Linked DNA regions of Mus musculus: region 2 is linked to region 1. Evidence: chromatin loops called from intact Hi-C (ENCODE). Cell type or tissue: left cerebral cortex. All regions are shown on one strand. Links, peaks and the distances in the headings refer to the core of each region. The heading gives the core; the rest is flanking DNA. Region 1 overlaps Gm29797 (predicted gene, 29797). Region 2 has its middle 8.1 kb from the start of Oprl1.

Region 1 (2,810 bases), core at 299-2,798:
CAAGTAGCCTCTCATATGTAGTCTGGTACAGGGCTTAGGCATCAACATTTATTCCCTGAAACTAGGCCTCTGCTTTACCTCCAGTCCCAGGAGGCTGTAGTTTGTTTGATCTTTCCTCAGCTGAGGAACAGAAGGTGGGAATCAGGACACCCTGTTGTCTCCCTGCCTGCCACCTGTCCCATACCTGATTTCTCTAAACAGTAGGATGGGACAACAAGATGGGGAGTAGTTGTGAGTGAGGAGTAGCTGTGGGTGGGGAGTAGCTGAGGGATACTTACTATAACTGAAGTAATTTCCCAATAGGATCTAAAGTCAGGGCAAGGATAAGTACAGATTGCCTTGAAAAATGGGTCCATGGGAACTTCATGGAGGGCTGTCCATACTGCTGTTCTGGGCTCAGTGCCCAGGCTGTTACTAATCTTCTTCAGATCCCACTTGACCACTCTTTAGTTAAAGTTCCGCTGCCCTATGGCTTATATTTCAACAAAATCAGACCTTTTTCTCTACACTGGACATTGGCTATACCCTGGCATACCAATAGAGCTCATCAATATAAGTCCAAGTCCATAGCCATCACCTCTCTTCCACTGGTATTTCCCAGCACAAGATGACCAACCACTCAGGCCCTAGGGCCAGGACCCTGCAATGGCCCAGGCTTCCCTCAAACCCTCAAAACAGCTGACATATACATGTACACACTATGCACACATGGGGGAGAATCATTTTAGATCTGACTTTCCTGAAGGTCTTTGTACTTAGGCCCTCTCTGGTACACCCCACCTTGTACTTGTCTACACTGCCTCCTACCCCATAAAGAAGAATCAAAATGTTCTATATTTGTGCTCTATCATGGCTTGTAAGACCATTCGAAATCTGAATCAAAGAATAGAATGTATACTGATGTGCACAAAGCTCCATTTCCCTCCTGTACACTATACTCTGGGTCTAAACCTGACCCCAGCTCTTTCAGCACATGATTGTTGTATAATCAACAACAATCTCTCCATCTCTCAGCTTTCTCAACTGAAAAGAAACAAAAGGTCCCATTGGGCAGATCACACCTACACCTAGGAATGGAGGCATGAAGAACTTCAGTGCTATTTCTTGCTCTTGTAGATTGGACTGCCTTTTTTGTCCCTTGTCTGTCTGTCTGAAAGGTACAGAGAAAGATAATCTTTGAAGTTTTTGGGCTCCACATCCTATTATGAGGCAAGGACTGGGGCGGGAGGGGTGGTTGGGGGGGGTGAGGACATTGCCTCTTTCTGCTCAGGGATAGAACTGTGGCAGAGCAGACACCCAGGTTTATGTAGGTATTGGGGTCGGCCCAATTAGTTCAACAGACAAGTCTAGGGCAGTCTGTGGAGTCATCCCACCCCCATCCCACCCTGACCATCCCCCAGTGGCAGCAGGAAATGGCTTGGTCTAGTTTGTGGCCAGGGCAGCAAGGCTGGCTTCCTCTAAGTCCTGTTTCCTTTATCCGGTTGTTTTGCTCTGAATCCACCAAGCTCAGCCTTCCCCTCCTCTCCATTTCCACCCTCTCCTCCGGTCCAGAGTTGGGCAGGACGGATGCATGACGTTTTAAAATCCCTAACCAGGTTGTCGGGTGGGGGCAGGAGGCTTTGTTGCCTCCCACACTACTCGAGGACCGGGCCAACGTCTCACCCACGCCCCCTGCTGTATGAGGGAGATACAGCCATTGACACTGTGAAGTACAAGCCCCACCCTTACTGAAGTGCAGATCCCTGGATAGACCAGGGCCCATAACCAGTCAGGCAAAGACAAGAAGCATCAGATCACATCATTAGCTCCATTTATTGGGGCCTCAATGGATGTATACACATTCTGGACCTTTGAGTGCAGGCAATCTGAGCTGAGAGGGTGCTATCAAATCAGTTTGTTTCCAATCTTCTGTGATGAGTGGGAGAACAGGGACAGTGCTAGAATTCGCCGGTAGCCATGGCACTTAGTGCAAAGAGCTTTTCCCAGCAGGTGGCGACAGCGTATAGGGCACGTAGCAGGAGCCGCCTCCGACTGTTGCGCAGCTGTACCGCGTGCTTCCTTGGCTGCTGGATCTGCTAGTAGAGACCAGCTGTGAGTCAGTGCATACATATTCTGCACCCTTGCCTTCATCTCACAGCTCATGTTTAGCCACGAGGGAAGTGGGCTGTCATCAGGTCAGTTGGCCCTAATTGAGTCCAAAGCCTCAGGCAATTGGTATACCATAGCTCTTAGGGGAGGGGAGATTGAGGACGCATACCCTGTAGGATGTTCCGCAGTGTCTGCGCATCACTGCCTCGGTGCGCACTGCCACTGTCCATGCCGCTTTCTCTAATGCATTGTGGGGTACTCCAGCCACACTCCCAAGAAGGGTCTGACCCAAGGACTCAATAGACAGTAGGATGCTACTCTCCTAAGTTGGAAAGGAAGGAAAGCCAGAGCAGGGGAGGGACATGGGGGTGGGGCCTGAGGAGTAAACAAATAGTTGTTTGGGGGAACCTTCCCCATACCTTTTGGGCATCACAGGAGGTCCCTGGCTGTCCCTGACCTCCACCAGCTCCAGTCAGGTTTTTCTGAATGAAGCGGTGGTGTCGGGATCCTGGCTGTGTGTGTTGGACACCCAGCCCAGCCCACTGCATTGCAGTCTGCAAATCCTGGAAGATGACGGCTTGGTAGTGGCGGAGTACCTCCTGGACACTGCAAGACTGGGACCCAGGCCAGCCCAGGGCAGATCCAAGAAACGCCAGAAGCAGTGGTAGTATGTAAAAAGCAAGCTTTGGGCGCACCTGGAGAAGACACCAGGTTAGGGCTGA
Region 2 (2,810 bases), core at 206-2,705, 47 kb before region 1:
TATAGATGCTAGGAGCCAAACCTGAGTGTTCTGGAAGAGCAGCCAGTGCTCTTGACCACTAAACCATCTCTCCAGCTCCACAAAGGGAATATTTTTTAAGGTTTACTTTTAATTATGATATGTTTGTGTCTGTGTATAGGTATGTATACATGAGTGCAGGTGCTCTCAAAGTCAGAGGCTTCAGATTACCTAAAACTGGAGTTACAGACAGTTGTAAACCATTCAACCTGGGTGATGGGAACCAAACTCAGTTCCTCACATAAAGAAAAGTTTATGTTCTGAAACTCTCAGTCATCTCTCTAGTCTCCAGGAATTTTTTTAAGACAGGGTCTTATTTTGTAGCCCCGGCTGACCTGGAACTCAGGATCCACCCGCCTCTCCCTCCTAAGTACTGGAGTTAAAGGTGTCTGCCACCACACCTAGCAGAAATGGGAATTTTTAATATAACATGGGAGCTCTTTTCTCTCTACCCATAATAATATTTTCCTTAACAGGAAAGGTCAGAGAAAGGTAGATAAAAGAAAGGAGTTGTTCTAGAAATTTAACTTTAGTTTTGACACAACAAAATTATTTTAAAATTAATTTCTACTTATTTATTTTGGGGTTTCCTGGTGGTGGTGGTGGTGGTGGTGGTGGTGATGCATTTGTTTGTTTGTTTGTTTGTTTGTGACAAAGTCTCACTATATAGCCTTGGCTGGCCTAGAACTCCTATGAAAAACCAGGCTGGCTTCAAACCCACAGAGATCAGAGTGCCTCTGCCTGCTGAGTGCTGGGGTTAAAGTGCCAGCACTGGCCTGCTTTTTTCCCTACACCCTTTTATTAACACTTGCAAGTTCAATTAATATATTTACAAAGCATAAAGCCAGTTGGAATCTGGTTTTCTTCAACACTTCCTCCCTTCATTAAACTGATATGGAAGGAGTGCCCAGGGGAAAACAGACTGAATGCTAACAAATTACCAGAGGTCTGAAAACAAACAAAAAAGTGGTTGGAAACCAAAATGCTTTCAAAGCAAGCAAACAAAATGGGTAGCCTGGAGCAGCAGTTCTCTGCCTTCCTGATGCCGAGGCACCTCCCATACGATTATGTCATTGCTACTTCATAACTGTCATTTTGCTGCTGTTATGAATTGTAATATAACTATCTGATATAGTGGATAAGGGTCGTTGGATGTTGAGAACTTCTGAGTTAACTAGCTGTCACTAAGGAAAAGAGTTGTTTTTGGGCCGGGCAGTGGTGGCACATGCCTTTAATCCCAGCACTTGGGAGGCAGAGGCAGGCAGATTTCTGAGTTCGAGGCCAGTCTGGTCTACAAAGTGAGTTCCAGGACAGCCAGGGCTACACAGAGAAACCCTGTCTCGAAAAAACAAAAAACAAAACAAAAAAAAAAAAACAAAACAAAACAAACCCCCCCAAAAAAGTTGTTTTCTTTGGGGTTGCCACCCCTAAATGGTAGCCAGTAGATGGCAGTACACCCACATGAACATACTGGCAACACTGAGTGGACTTGGTGAGTTTTAAAAGGAGAGTGAGGAGTTAGAGGAAATAGGAGGTAGACTTATAAAAATTCATTATATGTGTATTAAATTCTCGAAAAATAAAAATATGGAAATCTTAAACCAAATGCTTTGAAAAAATCGAACAAGTAAGATCCTAAACAACCAATTCAGAATAAATAATAAATGAATTATTGGCCAAACCAAAGAAGCTCTGAGCCTCAGAAAGAACTCACCAAAATCTACCTGAAGAAATAATGTCAATGGTTTGGACACACAAAGGTTTCCACATTGGTACCTAGTTCTAAGGCAGGTGACTCTTCCCATCTTGGGGTCCCACATGTGGTACTGTAACCGCCCATGCAAAAGCTCAGCTCTAACCTCAAACGGAATGGGATGTAGTTTACACTGTATGAGCGACTAGGACTCAGGAGTACAGATTTATGTTGCCCAAAATTCCATGTCCCAACCAATAACAGTTTCGTGAAATTTCTATAGTAACAAAACCAAAAAAAAAAAAAAAAAAAGTCATAAATCAGGCACTTTTCAAATGATAGGAATATCACACAGGCAGTTACAGCAAAACAGGGAAACACCTCAGATGCTATCTTAATGGCAGTCTTAGCTTTAGGGTGGGTGGAAGTTAGTTGTCTGTTAATATTTTCCAAACGGTTTCACCTGTTAGTCACAAAGCTGTTCGGTCAGACACAGAGGTAACAAGGAATGACTATCAAGTTAGCCCAAGAGAACTTATGCTCTTCTGTACCTATAACCCACAACCTCTCGGTTGTTGACACTCTCATCAATTAATCAGCAGAAGGATCACTGGAAGGTGCTGTGCTTCAAGAGCCTTACAGTTTTCCAACCCCACAAAGGCAGAGGAAAAGTTATAGTCCCTTCCTAAAACATAATTTTCTCTTGCTCCCTGTGTGACCTTATTTCATCCCTCCATGGGAACTGGAAAACCCCTCACACACATGTCTCCCTAGCATAGGCCCTGGGAGGGTGAGAAGGTCCAGGACTCTGTCTTAAACAATGAAGCCATAGGAACAGTGGCATTCCCAATTGAGTATTATATATCCAGGAAGTCTGCTCTGAGGAGGTGGCCTGCTGGTGAGCCTCCCCAATTCTGTTTTTTCCGAGACCAGGACCTTCCTCCTAAACAGCCCGAGTCCAGCTGTCACCCCCAAAGACCTACACAGGGAAGAAGGAACCAGAAAAGGCTTCTTGGGGGTGCTTTGGAATGCAAATGTTTGGGAATTGGAAGAGAATCTTCATCCCACTCAGCTGTGGGGTTGAGAAGGCAAACTTGGG

Evidence for each region. A loop is a pair of places that touch in the nucleus more often than their neighbours do. Peaks named below come from ENCODE experiments on the same cell type or tissue, not always from the same donor. Only the 100,000 strongest peaks of a DNase experiment are listed, where the experiment ranks them.
Region 2: it touches region 1 in a loop (3-fold over the local background); 12 of 42 quality-filtered maps call a loop at or near these places.

The regions. Positions count from the first base shown.
Region 1 is chr2:181,658,593-181,661,402 of GRCm38, reverse strand. It overlaps Gm29797 (predicted gene, 29797), which reads right to left. Exons shown (of 4, transcript NM_001377050.1): 2 at 2,508-2,783; 3 at 2,258-2,410; 4 at 1,794-2,075. The coding sequence ends at 1,938. Among named protein-coding and RNA genes, the nearest start is that of Gm25879, 2.3 kb to the left of the region's middle. In left cerebral cortex, for the core only: a CTCF peak has its summit at 1,697 (motif pointing left); DNase peaks (open chromatin) are centred at 1,670 and 1,991; H3K27ac peaks cover 983 bases.
Region 2 is chr2:181,705,530-181,708,339 of GRCm38, reverse strand. No RefSeq gene overlaps it. Among named protein-coding and RNA genes, the nearest start is that of Oprl1, 8.1 kb to the left of the region's middle. In left cerebral cortex, for the core only: a CTCF peak has its summit at 1,459 (motif pointing right); a DNase peak (open chromatin) is centred at 1,467.